4 separate regions of the Homo sapiens genome follow, and all the other regions are linked to region 2. The links are chromatin contacts, found by Hi-C or POLR2A ChIA-PET in ENCODE. All regions are on one chromosome and are shown on one strand. The core of a region is the stretch at or near the end of the contact, and the rest is flanking DNA. Distances in the headings are between cores, read along the strand shown.

What was found. Hi-C counts contacts between places; a loop is a spot of excess contacts on that map. ChIA-PET counts read pairs that join two places held with the same protein, here RNA polymerase II (POLR2A). Pooled maps may share reads with other maps.
Region 1: a loop to region 2 is called in a map with no recorded cell type, with 5 times the contacts of the local background. The contact joins the enhancer-like site here to the promoter of TRIM28 in region 2. A Hi-C loop is called at or near these places in 1 of 37 single-sample maps with no recorded cell type and 7 of 50 pooled maps. POLR2A ChIA-PET finds 5 or more read pairs at or near these places in 4 of 52 experiments (AG04449, Caco-2, WTC11 and 1 more).
Region 3: a loop to region 2 is called in a pooled map, with 6 times the contacts of the local background. The contact joins the promoter of ZNF584-DT here to the promoter of TRIM28 in region 2. A Hi-C loop is called at or near these places in 4 of 168 maps with a recorded cell type or tissue (A673, CD8-positive, alpha-beta T cell, ascending aorta and 1 more), 1 of 37 single-sample maps with no recorded cell type and 18 of 50 pooled maps. POLR2A ChIA-PET finds 5 or more read pairs at or near these places in 11 of 52 experiments (A549, A673, CD4-positive, alpha-beta memory T cell and 7 more).
Region 4: a map with no recorded cell type shows a loop between it and region 2 (7-fold over the local background). The contact joins the promoter of ZNF837 here to the promoter of TRIM28 in region 2. A Hi-C loop is called at or near these places in 4 of 168 maps with a recorded cell type or tissue (CD8-positive, alpha-beta T cell, Caco-2, PC-3 and 1 more), 8 of 37 single-sample maps with no recorded cell type and 17 of 50 pooled maps. POLR2A ChIA-PET finds 5 or more read pairs at or near these places in 10 of 52 experiments (B cell, H1, HEK293 and 7 more).

The regions. Positions count from the first base shown.
Region 1 is chr19:58,345,820-58,349,092 of GRCh38, forward strand. It overlaps A1BG (alpha-1-B glycoprotein), which reads right to left. Exons shown (of 8, transcript NM_130786.4): 7 at 1,534-1,821; 8 at 1-1,210. The coding sequence ends at 1,203. Among named protein-coding and RNA genes, the nearest start is that of A1BG-AS1, 4.5 kb to the right of the region's middle. RefSeq lists enhancers at 975-1,475, 1,143-1,422, 1,476-1,976, 2,193-2,272 and a silencer at 1,673-2,002. Within about 2 kb of position 1,677, at least 27 of the 41 ENCODE cell types and tissues checked have a DNase peak (open chromatin) inside an H3K27ac peak, as active enhancers do.
Region 2 is chr19:58,542,751-58,546,081 of GRCh38, forward strand. It overlaps TRIM28 (tripartite motif containing 28), which reads left to right and starts at 1,314. Exons shown (of 17, transcript NM_005762.3): 1 at 1,314-2,347; 2 at 2,675-2,787; 3 at 3,014-3,146. The coding sequence starts at 2,008. It also overlaps the pseudogene RN7SL525P. RefSeq lists enhancers at 489-993, 1,145-1,454 and silencers at 1,575-1,784, 1,865-2,024, 2,045-2,334.
Region 3 is chr19:58,406,844-58,410,039 of GRCh38, forward strand. ZNF584-DT (ZNF584 divergent transcript) reads right to left here and starts at 1,620. Exons shown (of 1, transcript NR_186337.1): 1 at 1-1,620. It overlaps ZNF584 (zinc finger protein 584), which reads left to right and starts at 1,806. Exons shown (of 4, transcript NM_173548.3): 1 at 1,806-2,322; 2 at 3,098-3,196. The coding sequence starts at 2,305. RefSeq lists enhancers at 965-1,014, 993-1,638, 1,565-1,614 and a silencer at 1,875-1,934.
Region 4 is chr19:58,379,150-58,382,292 of GRCh38, forward strand. It overlaps ZNF837 (zinc finger protein 837), which reads right to left and starts at 1,881. Exons shown (of 3, transcript NM_138466.2): 1 at 1,792-1,881. RefSeq lists enhancers at 605-1,146, 963-1,192, 1,147-1,688, 1,223-1,282 and a silencer at 1,633-2,142.

The sequences.
Region 1 (3,273 bases), core at 427-2,926, 200 kb before region 2:
GCAGTAAACCAGATCACTAGCAAATTCGTTGAAAAACACAATTCATCAACTATTGGTTGATAATACTGATACGCATCTTCTGTGTGCCAGGGCCTTGAGGCCCTGCTCCAGGCAGAAACTCGGCAGTGGTTGGGAAGGCATCAGATGTCAGATGGCACAAGAGGACTCAGAGCTGAGGGATAATGGGAAAGAACACAGAGGAATCCAGCCATTTCCACAGCGTCCAGCTCTGCTGTGGGAGGCTGGGAACAGCCCAGCACTACCACCCTGGACTGGGAGGACAAGACCACAAAATGCAGCTTCCCTGAACCTCCTCTTGGTGATGGGGTTGATGTGGTCGAGGTAGAGGTGAGTATGTCTGGAGCCTCAAGCAACTGCCCATACCTGCTGGGACCAGGCCGAGGTGCCCAGGGAGTAAGAGGCAGCATCCTGGAAGAGCACAGATGAAAGAGGCCCTGAGAAGTGTTGGTTGGCCAGGTGCTGTGGCTCACACCTGTAATCCCAACACTTTGGGAGGCTGAGGCGGGAGGATCACTTGAGCCCAAGAGTTCAAGACCAGCCTGGGCAACATAGTGAGACTCATCTCTACAAAAAATAAATAATAGAAAGAAAAATGTGAGTTGGCCAGGCATGGTGGCTCATGCCTGTAGTCCCAGCTACTCAGGAGGCTGAGGTGGGAGGATCACTTAAGGCCAGGAGTTCAAGACAAGCTTGGGCAACACAGTGAGACCCTGTCTACAAAAAATAATAATTAGCCAGACGTGGCGATGCATGCCCAGGCTCCCAGCTACTTGGGAGGCTGAGGCAGGAGGATCGCTTGAGCCTGGGAGGTCAAAACTGCAGTGAGCCGGACTGCAACACTGCACTCCAGCCTGGGTGACAGTGTGAGACCCTGTCTCAAAAAAGAAAAAAGAAAAGAAAACTGTGCTCTTAAGAGCCAGTTCTCCACTCCTCTACCTCAGGAGCCACCCCAGAACCCATCCACTTTGAGGACACGAGATCCCAGCCCACTCAGCCCTGGGAGTCCAAAGACATTTTAAACAGAGCCTCTCTTCACATTTATTAATTCCTGGGAGGAATGAGGGAGGCTTCTCCAGCCCCCCAGAGACCCCGGCCTTGTGCTGCAACAGGAGGGGAGGGAGCCAGTCCAGAATCCCCGGCACTTCTGAGGACACCAACAGCACCCTGGGCCCGCGGCTGCATCAGCTTTCTAGACAACGGGAGAAAAGAGAAATGGTGGAGGAGGGGAAATCCTATGCCCTCCTCCTCGCGGAAATCAAGGCCGACCTCCCTGACGCCCCCCCGGAAGGAAGCGCGTGGTCGGCTGCCAGCCGAGACCCCCATCTGCGCCTCCAGCTGCAGGGCCTTTGCTGGGCGGTTCCTCGCCCGCAATTCCCCCACGAGCCCTGGGGAGACCCAGCGCTAACCAGGGGTGCCCAAGGGAGGAGCCGGGAGAGGCCCTCCTGGAGGTGGGCACAGCCCAGGCAAACATCAGCAGACGGAACCAGCACCCGGGACCCAGGGAAACGTCACCTGCCACCAGGAGCTCCACAGGGTCGCTGAGCTCCGATTCGAAGGTGTGGGGCACCCAGGAGCGGTAGCGGCACCTGTAGTTGCCGGCGTGCTGGGGCCCCACGAAGATCAGCTCGAGGTTCGCCGCGGCCCCGGGGGTGCGGACCGTCTTCACGGCCTTCGTCTCGCCCTCGCGCAGCAGCTCGAAGGTGACGTCGGGGATGGGTCCCTCGCAGCGCAGGACGGCATCTCGGCCCGCCAGGACCGCCCCACTCCACGTCGCCCGGAGCTGAGGCCTGGGAGGGGGTCCTGGGCGGAGCGGGCGGGTGGTCGGGCCAGGCCACGCCCCAGGCCACGCCCCAGGCCACACCCCAGGCCACACCCCAGGCCGCGCCCGCGCCTGCGCCTCAGCCCCGGCTTCATCTTCCCTGTCTTGTTCCTGGGCGCAGAGGGCTCCTCCGGCGCCGCCGAGCTGCGCCCGCTGCCTTCACACCCCGGACATCCGCGCCACACGTGAGTGTCCCCGCACCCCTCCCCCAGGACCGTGGAAGTCCCAGATTCGGGCCTGCTCTGGGGCTTCTGGGGTCCCCAGCCTCGGTCACTCTGACGGGTGAAGGGAAGAAGAAATGATGGAGAAAACGGTGCTCCTTCATGGAGGGACCAAAAAAGGACATACAATCTATGTCAATAGATGAGGGTTTTCCCTCCATAAGTTTAACTTTAAAAGTGTATTTAAGGTGCCGGGCGCAGTGGCTCACACCTGTAATCTCAGCACTTTGAGAGGCCGAGGCAGGCGGATTGCCTGAGCTCAGGAGTTCCAGACCAGCCTGGGTAACACGGTGAAACCCCGTCTCTACTAAAATACAAAAAATTAGCCGGGCGTGGCAGCGTGCGCCTGTAATCCCAGCTACTCGGGAGGTGGAGGCAGGAAAATTGCTTGAACCTGGGAGGCAGAGGTTTCAGTGAGCCAAGATTGCGCCACTGCACTCCAGCCCGGGTGACAGAGTGACACTCCGTCTCAAAAACAAACAAACAAAACAAAACTGTAAGGAATCAAATGTTACAAAATCCTGGAAGATTTTGGTAATGCTGTTGATAATTTCAGGGAAATTAATGAAGTACATGTAAGTGCTTGATTTAAATGTGTATTTTATTCAATAGTTTGAGTATCTTGCCATGGAAGATACTAGCCCAGCCTAGCAGAAAAGTGCAATATGTATAATATACTTTCGCATTTTAAAAGTTATATTCCCTATCCATTTTGAAATGCTAGCCAAACTACATGAAGTTATTTGCAATTAATTGTAAGCTAATCAGGAATTTTGAAAGCTTGATTGGATTAACAAACTATAATGTTGAAATTTGGTAAAATCATAATGTTAATTTTTACTGTGAAACGTTTTCTTGTAAGATAGATATACACATCCTAGTTTAATTTTGTGTCTTAGTGTGGATTTACAAATTTACTACAGTTATTCTGAGCCCAGGAACCCAATCAGATTTCAGGCCAGTTTGATACTGGCTGTTCTTAATTCTAACAGGAGAGTAGGACATCATACTAAATGTTATGTCAGTGGGACTGTGTTGTCTTTGGAGCTTAGTAAATTAATCATTTTCTTCAGACTTTAAGGAGAGTGATAAATAAAATTTGGAGTCATAGGATATAGATGTACAATTTAAAGATTAAACATTTTTTTTTTTTTTGAGATGGAGTTTTGCTCTTGTTGCCCAGGCTGGAATGCAGTGGCATGACCTGGACTC
Region 2 (3,331 bases), core at 64-2,563:
TCCCTCCTCAGACAGGATTCTCCCCACACAGACCCTGCTTCCCTCCTCAGACAGGGTTCCCCTCCGCACACACACCCTCTTTCCCTCAGACAGGATTTTCCCCACACAAACCCTACTTTCCACCTCAGACAGGATTCTCCCCACATGGACCTGCTTCCTTCCCTCCTTGGGATTCCCCACTGTTGAGGTTCAGTTTCCCCATCTGGAAAAGCATCAAAGTCAGGGTAGCTGCTGACGAAAACATGGGGAGGGGATGCCTTGGGGGGCTGGGTGGGATTTCACAGACTCATTGCTCTTTAGCCTCTTGTGATTTATATATATGTGTATATATATATATATATTTTTTTTCTTGATGGGGGGTTGGGGGGCCCGGCGTGGTGGCTCACACCTGTAATTCCAGCACTTTGGGAGGCCAAAGTGGGTCTATCATCTGACGTCGGGAGTTCGAGACCAGCCTGGCCAACGTGGTGAAACCCCGTCTCTATTAAAAATACAAAAATTAGCCAGGCGTGATGGCAGGCCCCTGTAATCCCAGCTACTCGGGAGGCTGAGGCAGAAGAATCGCTTGAACCCGGGAGGCGGAGGTTGCAGCGAGCCGAGATCGTGCCACTGCACTCCAGCCTGGGCAACAGAGCAAAACTCCGTCTCAAAACAAACACAAAAACCTTTCTCTCCTCTTTTGAGATGGAGTTTCACTCTTTTCTCCCAGGCTGTAGTGCAATGGCACGATCTCGGCTCACTGCAACCTCCGCCTCCCGGGTTCAAGCGATTCTCCTGCCTCAGCCTCCCGAGTAGCTGGGATTACAGGCGCCTGCCACCACGCCCGGCTACTTTTTGTACTTTTAGTAGAGACGGGGTTTCACCACGTTGGCCAGGCTGCTCTCGAACTCCTGACTTAAGATCCAACCGCCTCGACCTCCCAAAGTGCTGGAATTACAGGCGTGAGCCGCCGCGCCCGGCCACATTTTTCTCCATCTGTGGTCTAGGCTGGCGTGCAGTGGCACAATCCCGCCTCACTGCTGCCTCGGCCTCCTGGGCTAAACGGAGCTTCCCGACTCGCCTAAGAAAGTGGTGGGATTACAGGTATGAGCCACGGCGCCCGGCTGTGATCTACATTTGATTCAGTCAAGTTTCTGTGTTTCTCAAGTTTAACTATAGCGTGGTTAAAATCCAAAAGTCAGCACCCGAGCTCACACAGGAGCTTCCTCCCTCTTGGGATGGAGACTCTCCTCCCCTCTCCCTGGACACAGCCCTTCACTCGGTCTTGGCCCCGCCTACTTCTCCATCGGCCCTGCCCCCTATCCCGAACTCTTAGTGACGCAGAGGCTGGAGACGACTCTACGGCGGCGAAGAGACGCGGGTTGAGGAAGAGGGACGGATTGCCCATGCGCTTGGGCGCACAGCGGCCCGCTTCTGTGTGGTCTGGAGGTGGAGCTGAGAGGGGAATCACACTCTATAAAGGTTCGCATACCCCACTGGCGGATTCAATTGCGGCAGTGACGTCACAGAGGCCCCGCCCCGCCCCCACAAGAGCCCCACCGACGTGGGGTTGGCGGTGGTGGAAGGACTAGGAGTTGGCGCGTGCGTACTGGCGGCCTCTCCCGCACCGACCGGCCTGGGCCCCGCCCCCGGGCGTGAGGCGCCCAATGCGCGTGCGCGGCGGCGTCGGCGCCAGTTATTTCTGTCCCGCCCCCCGGCCTCGGCTCTTTCTGCGAGCGGGCGCGCGGGCGAGCGGTTGTGCTTGTGCTTGTGGCGCGTGGTGCGGGTTTCGGCGGCGGCTGAGGAAGAAGCGCGGGCGGCGCCTTCGGGAGGCGAGCAGGCAGCAGTTGGCCGTGCCGTAGCAGCGTCCCGCGCGCGGCGGGCAGCGGCCCAGGAGGCGCGTGGCGGCGCTCGGCCTCGCGGCGGCGGCGGCGGCAGCGGCCCAGCAGTTGGCGGCGAGCGCGTCTGCGCCTGCGCGGCGGGCCCCGCGCCCCTCCTCCCCCCCTGGGCGCCCCCGGCGGCGTGTGAATGGCGGCCTCCGCGGCGGCAGCCTCGGCAGCAGCGGCCTCGGCCGCCTCTGGCAGCCCGGGCCCGGGCGAGGGCTCCGCTGGCGGCGAAAAGCGCTCCACCGCCCCTTCGGCCGCAGCCTCGGCCTCTGCCTCAGCCGCGGCGTCGTCGCCCGCGGGGGGCGGCGCCGAGGCGCTGGAGCTGCTGGAGCACTGCGGCGTGTGCAGAGAGCGCCTGCGACCCGAGAGGGAGCCCCGCCTGCTGCCCTGTTTGCACTCGGCCTGTAGTGCCTGCTTAGGGCCCGCGGCCCCCGCCGCCGCCAACAGCTCGGGGGACGGCGGGGCGGCGGGCGACGGCACCGGTAAGTACGAAGTGATCGGTGCCACCCCTCCCCCTACTCTCTGCCTTTGATTCCGACTGGGTGCAGAGATGAGGATGCCACCTGGGCGAGAGGATGGGGGCCCGGACAGGGCACGGGAAATACTTTCTGGGTCCTGCATACGAACGTGGGTTTGTGCTGGCCGCTGAGATGGGACATCTGACTAAAGTTGGAGAAAAGAAGGCTCGGGGAGGGGAGGGGCTGGTTCGCTGCGGGATAATGGTCGGGGGCCCACCCAGCAGGGGAATGGTGGGGGCCATAACCTGGGTGGGAACTTGTAACAGTCTCCCACATCCCTGCTTCTCGAAGTGGTGGACTGTCCCGTGTGCAAGCAACAGTGCTTCTCCAAAGACATCGTGGAGAATTATTTCATGCGTGATAGTGGCAGCAAGGCTGCCACCGACGCCCAGGATGCGAACCAGGTGCGTCCTATCTCAGCAACCACAAGGAGGTTTCTGGGGAGGGGGCATCTGCGCAGGAGGAGCTTGGCACCAGCTCCAGGCTGTTACTCCACTTTCCCAAGGCTCTGGGTGGGCTGCCTAGGTTGGGTCAAGGGACCAATCTTAAATCTCCGGTTGTATTTTCTGGGATGTAAACGTGGATCTATCAAGTTGTCTTGCCTTCTCTGACCCTGCCTTTGTCTGGCAGTGCTGCACTAGCTGTGAGGATAATGCCCCAGCCACCAGCTACTGTGTGGAGTGCTCGGAGCCTCTGTGTGAGACCTGTGTAGAGGCGCACCAGCGGGTGAAGTACACCAAGGACCATACTGTGCGCTCTACTGGTACATGAGGCTGAGGGGGGCTGTTGGAGTTGTTCTCCCATGTGTGCCCTCAGTTGCTTTTATGATGTTGGTTGCATCTGGTGGATGGGTCCTAGAGTTCTCTAGGGGGTGCCGCCCGAAGGGCCCGAGGGCAGAACTCCAGAAGCAGAAAAACTGGGGTTGTGGTGTGTAGTCTCTAGGGCCTA
Region 3 (3,196 bases), core at 370-2,869, 140 kb before region 2:
ATGACAGGCATGTACCATGAGCTTGGGGGTGTCCCACCTGTGTCTCCACTGGAGAGAATACACAGGTGTCACTGAGGAACAGGGTTGCAAGGACTGAGGATATGGGGTCAGCTGAGGACATGTTAAGGAGAGGCAAACATTGCACAGCTAGGCACTAAGGAGAGAGAAAGGGACACAGCGGGGCATGGCCAGAAAACTGGAATTGAGCTGAGTGGAGGCACCAAGACCTGCGAGGGCACAGGCTGGGCACCAGGTGTGAGAACAGCCCACTCCTGGGGGCATTCACCAGGGGTAGATCTCTTCAGGGTCCCTCTGCCACAACTAGTTTTGAGTTCATATGGTCCACCTGCTGGTGGGAATGTAGAAGCCTTCAGACCTATGAAGGATGATGAGTTTTTGAGAGTCCAGGCCAGGAGAGGCCAAAACACCATGACCCCAGCAAGCGAGAATAATCCTTACTCCAAGACAAACACAGACCTGCAAAAAATGAACATTCAGGGAAGGCTCCCAGGCAGGACCCAGTGGGCCCACACGCACCCATGTCAGTGCATGCAGTGCCTGGAATCTTACAGGAAGTGACCGAGCTGAACGTGACCAGCTGTGAAGATTCAGAGACTTCTGAGCCCCGATCTTGGCCACTCACGGCCCTTGGGTAGAATGTGTGGGGTGTCCACTCAGCCACTTGTTAGAGGAGGTGGCATGATCTGGGCCTCAGTGCCACGACCAACAGCGACTTCCAAGGGGAACATGGAAAGAACAGAGGAAAAAAACCAGAGTTGAGGCTGGGGAGAGTTATGGTGCCAGTGGTCTCACCCAGCACTGAGTGCAAAGTTCTCCAGCACCACTTCAGGTAGAAGCTCCTCTGGACCTTGCCTAAGAACTCCGTTCGTCCGGGAGGACGCAGGCCCACCTGCTCTAACATGAACGCGTCTGAATTCAGCGGAGGACACCCAGGAGCCCGGTTATTCTCCTGCCAGCGTCCTCCCCTGATGTGTCCCTGACCCCGTGCTCTGACGTACTCAGCCATGTACTCACTCTCCTCTCCCAGGCCCCCATACCTGAGATCACCATGGCCTGATATGGGGTAGACTACAAGCCTACCGTGCCTCAGCCATGTGCAGGGCGACCTGTCCCTGGCATCCACACCTGTGGCCCATACGTCGCCCGCATTGTGGGGCGCCGAAAACCCAACACAACTGAAACACAACTGCTGACCTTCCCCCTAAGCCGCCTCTAAACGAGGTCCCTCGGCCCCTGGTCCCAGCCGCTCTTTGAAGACTTGCCTGATGACAGGCATGTACCATGTTTTTGGCTGGGACATTTTTCTGAGCCTTGCTCCGGGCTCCGTAAAGCGGACACGGTGCCAGGGAGAGAATTTCGGGGCGGTTGCGGGCACAGGCGGGCTTCTGCGGAGGCCCTGGCGAACGCCCCCGCGCGGCGCGGTCCGATGGCCCCATGGGGCCGCCCCTCCACTGTGAGGTCACCGGGGTTCAGCAACATTCACTGCGGCTAGGACGCGTACAGGTCACTGAGGCAGAACTTCCCGATTCTCGCGCCTTCGTTCGTTTCTGCGGACCAGCGGAGACTCCTCCACACCGCCCACCGCCCAATGATCCCACTGCCGCAAACCGCCCCAAAGCCAGCGCCGAAAGCCGACGCCGGAAGCCCCGCCCCACGCAGGGCCCGCCCGAACGTTCCCGTTCCTGGGCCGCCATTGGCCAAGTCTGAACGGCCCCACGTCGAGGCTCCTTATGGGAAATGTAGTTCACGTCCCGCTTCAGGAGCTAGCGGCGCCCTCCCTTATCGCCTTGGCAACGACCCAGCCGCGCCGCGAGGAGAGCCGGGAATGGAGGTCGTGGCGTGAGGGGCGCCGAGCGAGGGGAGGCGCGGGCCACGGGAGTTCCGGGAGTTCCGGCGTTGCCCGGCAGTCCGCAGTCCTCGGCGGGAAGGCTGTCCCGGCGCCTCAGGCAGCTCTGCGTGGGCCGGGGTGACTTCCTCGCGATCCCCTGCGCGAGGTGAAGGGCAGGGACCTTTGCCGCGCCTTCCACGCGCCGTGCCCCACCGGCGAGTGGCTCCATCTTCCTCAGACTTATCGCTCGCGGACAGGCGCCGTGGGTCTCCCGGGCCTCCGTACCGTCCTCCTTCCCAGCGGCTCCGGGAAGCGGTTCCCTGTCTTCGGACGCATTTCACCCGCGCGGGGAGAGCTTCCCGGGAAGGTTCCACGGCGGCCGAGGGTTTCCGCGCCCGGGACGCGTTTCGGCTGAGGCCGTGGGTCCAGTCCACGGGTTCTGCCCGCACGGTCCAATGGCCGGGGAGGCGGAGGTGAGCAGAGGATGCCTCCGAGGAATGAGGGGGCCCACCAGGTGGGGGGCGGCGTGTGCCAGGGCAGAGTTGGAGGAGGGCAGGAGATCTGCGTATGATTCCAGGGGGAGGTCTTTGATGCACGGCTGGGGCATGCCCTTGGCAGTGGGAGCCATTGGAGATGTGCCGCAGGACTGGGACAGGATGGGGTCGTAGTTGCTGTGCCAGGCCCTCTGGAGACGCATGTGCAGAACGGCGTGTGGAAGGCCAGGCAATTGCCTATAGGGTAAACTGGGGACGTTGTGCTGGGGGTGTACAGTTTTAGGCATTCTGTTGTCCAGTTTTGTGCCTGTTGAGCAGGAGGCAAACTGGACCCTGGGACCAGGTACTTGAGACCTAAGGGAGAAGGATGAGCATAGGTTTGGTTGCGTCTGAGAGGTATGATCTCTGGGACTGGAATTGGCAGGCAGGAGATAGAGTGGAGCCTGTGCCCTTGGCCCTGCACATAGATGGCATCAGTCTGGTCACCAACCTGATGTCGCTTTGGGCTGGACACAGTTTCCAGTAGTAACACCAGAAGCATCAATAACACCAGCAGCTCTGATATTCCTCTGGGATAGGAGAAGGAAGGTATAAGGGTATGTGTAGGGAGTAAGGTGGGGAAGAGTTTAGAGCTCATAGGGAAAGATAATGTCAGGGGGAGATGTGATAGGACCCTGAGATACAGGTCAAGGGCCTGAATGTGTCCATCTGTCCATATTTTGGTTGTTTTTTTCTGCCCATCATTGACCCCAAGGCTCAGTTGGACCCATCATTGCAGGGCTTGGTGATGTTTGAGGATGTGACGGTATATTTCTCCAGGGAGGAGTGGGGGCTCCTTAATGTGACCCAGAAG
Region 4 (3,143 bases), core at 631-3,130, 160 kb before region 2:
GCTTAGTGTCTGAACAGAGGGTTGGGGAAGCTGGGTTGTCCTGAAGAACCAGCAGTCCCCACTTGGCAGAAAGGGACCCTGAACTTGTGGGAGGTGGGGGCTGAGGGGCACCTGCTAGCCATGTGCTAACAGCATCTTCGGATTGGTCCCCAGATGCCCTGCTCCCAGGGGTGGCTCCTCTGCTGCAACAAGAACCTGCCTCCCAGCACCAGACACAGCAGGTGGGAGCTGTGGACCATGGCCGAGTCTCTTCGTCTCCTTGATCTGCTCCCAGGATGCACTGTCCAACTATCCCACCTGTAGGTGGGTGGCATTCCAGCCATGGACCCATGATCTGAGGCTGAGCACAGCAAACACAATCGAGGCTCTGGGTCCCAGGTCCCAGGAGCCCGTCCTTGATGGTGCATTACAGCTCTCCCAGGCTGTTCTTACAGTGACCTCCCACCTGCCCCAGGTGAGCATGCTTGCACCTGGGTGCTCGCCCAGCCTTTCTAGTTGTCCTTAGGGCTTCTGGTGTTGGGAACAGGATGCAGAGTTACCAATTTAGGGGGACTGAGAGGTTAACGTGGCCAAGGCTGAGCCCTGCAGAACTGCAGAGCAACAGCACACACAGGAAAGCTAGTGAGGTTCAACATCCTCATGGAGGTTGCACACGGCACAATGAGGTCTTATTTGCCCAAGAGAATGTGCAGGGAAGTCGCCAGGCACGGTGGTGCATGCCTGTAATCCCAGCTACTCGGGAGGCTGAGGCTGGAGAATCGCTTGAACCCGGGAGGCGGAGGTTGCAGTGAGCCGAGATCGCGCCACTGCACTCCAGCCTGGGCAACAAGAGCGAAACTCCGTCTCAAAACAACAACAACAACAACAACAACAAAAACAGAATGTGCAGGGAAGTCAACGTTGGTGGCTCTGAGGTGTGGAGGACACAGGCTAGTGCCCAGCTCAGCGTGGCTCCACCTCTCTGAGCCACAGACCAACCTCACCCACACTGACAGTCCCAGGGGACACAGACTCTAGCCCCTATGTCCAATTCTACACTGTGCACGCAATGGGAAGAACAGTGCATCATGCACTGTACAGCAGAAGAAATGTCCTCTGAGTGCAGGCACAGCTCCCTTCTGTGTCTGTCCTCCCGACAGTGCCTCCACCCTCAAGGATTAGCAAGCTTCAACCCTCGCAGGACATCCACTGTGTCAGGGCCAAACGGTGCTGCATCCTGCTCTAATAGTGAGTGAAGGAGGGGACCGCAGACAAGAAGAAATGAACAAGAGACCGTTTAAGAGAGAAAAAGACGTGAAGAACATCAGACAGGGAGCAGCGCGAGGGCGCCAGGGAGGGAGGCAGCGGATTCTTCGGGCCTCTGTGAAGAGGGGGCATGAAACCGGTCTGCAGACAAGGAAAGAGCAAAGTGCAAAGGCCAGGATGCGGGGGCAGAGACGGTAGGGAGGCCGGCGTCGGCCTCGGCTAGCAGGTGGGCTTGACTCCGAGAGCCGCAGGCCGCCAGGATGGGTCCCGGGCCTGGAGCCTCCCCTCGCGGGCTTCAATGACACCCAGCACGGAAACGCGGGGGCCAGAACTACAGAAGCCCGTCCCGCCCGGAACTCAAGGTCGCGAGTGCTGTGTGGCCGGTCCGGACCCGGAGCGCGAGGACCGGAAGTGCGCGGCGTCACGCCTCTGCCCCGGACCCCGCGCGCGGAGGTGGAGAGGGGACTGGGGTGGTGGCCGCGCTATGCGCCGGGAGGTCCCCGCCTCGCAGGCCGAGGTTGCGGGTCCGCGCAGAATGCCACTTACTCTCTGGAGGCGGCCCGCACGGGTCCCTGGTCCCCGCCCCGCATGCAGCGCGGAGCCGTCCTCCCGCCACCTCCGGGCCGCCGCGGCACTGAGGGACCCGGGCCACAGCAAGCGCAGGCGGGAACCCGCGCGGGGACTGCTGGGAAACGTAGTCCCGTCATGTCCCGCTTTGACGCTGCGGAGAAAGCGGTGTAGGGAGAGGCTTGGGCTTCGGTTATCATAGAAACAGAGGCCGGCTACACCTAAAAGGCGGGGCGTGGACCTAAGTCGTCGCCAAAGAAACGGCGTTCTGGACGGGGACGTAGGGTCCCGCCCATTCCTTCTCGTGAAAGCGGGTGACTGGTCATGATTATGATTGATAGCCTCCTCTCCCAATCTGATTTCTAAGAGGTCCCAACCCGGAACCGACTTGCGGTTCGCAGGCTCCCCTCGGGTGGGAGAGTTGGGCTGGGAAGCACCTGGGGAGCTCTGAAGTGTCTTGGTGAGCGCGTTGCGAGTCAGACCGATAACATCAGAATCTGGGACTGGGCCCGAGCATATGCGCGTCAAAACTCCTCAGTTAAGTCTATTTTTTTGTATTTTTTTTGGTTTGCTTTTTTGAGACGGGGTCTCGCTCTGTCGCCCAGGCTAATGCAGTGACACCATCACGGTTCACTGCAGCCTCGACCTCCTGAGCTCAAGCGATCCTCCTACTTCAGCCTCCAGAGTAGCTGTTAACAGGGGCGCGCGCCACCACGCCCGGCTAATTTTCTTTCTTCTCTCCCTCCCCCTCCTTCTCCCCCTCCCTTCCTCCTCCCACTATGTCGCCCAGGCTGGTCTCGAACTCCTGTACTGAAGCGACCCTCCCACCTCACCCTCCCGAATAGCTGGGACTATAGGTGGGAGCCACCATGCCTGGATAGTTTTTTTATTTTTATTTATTTATTTATTTTAGAGATAGGGTCTCCATATGTTGCCCAGACTGGTCTGGAACTCCTGGGCTCAAGCGATCCTCGTGTCTCAGCCTTCCAGAGTGCTGGGAGTACAGGCTTGAGCCACTGCGCCAGGCCCCTAGTCCGGCTCCTAGTTGATTCTAACACGTGCGGCCCCATTGGGGAACCACAGCCTCCCCAGCCCCTTTGGGTGTTGCTGACTCTACGGGCCCTCCCAGGTAGGATGAACTGGTCACGCCTCCTACCCATTTGTAACCCCCAGCTCTTGCCCCCATCTATTGTGTGGCTCCTGCCCTCAATAGGGACATCTAATTTTGTTGGCCAGTCCAGCACATATATTGCATGTAACGACCCAGTTTGCCCCACCTTTCTGCCTCCACTGCATCTGCTTCAGGGATGCTGGGACTGTTCCACTCCCTT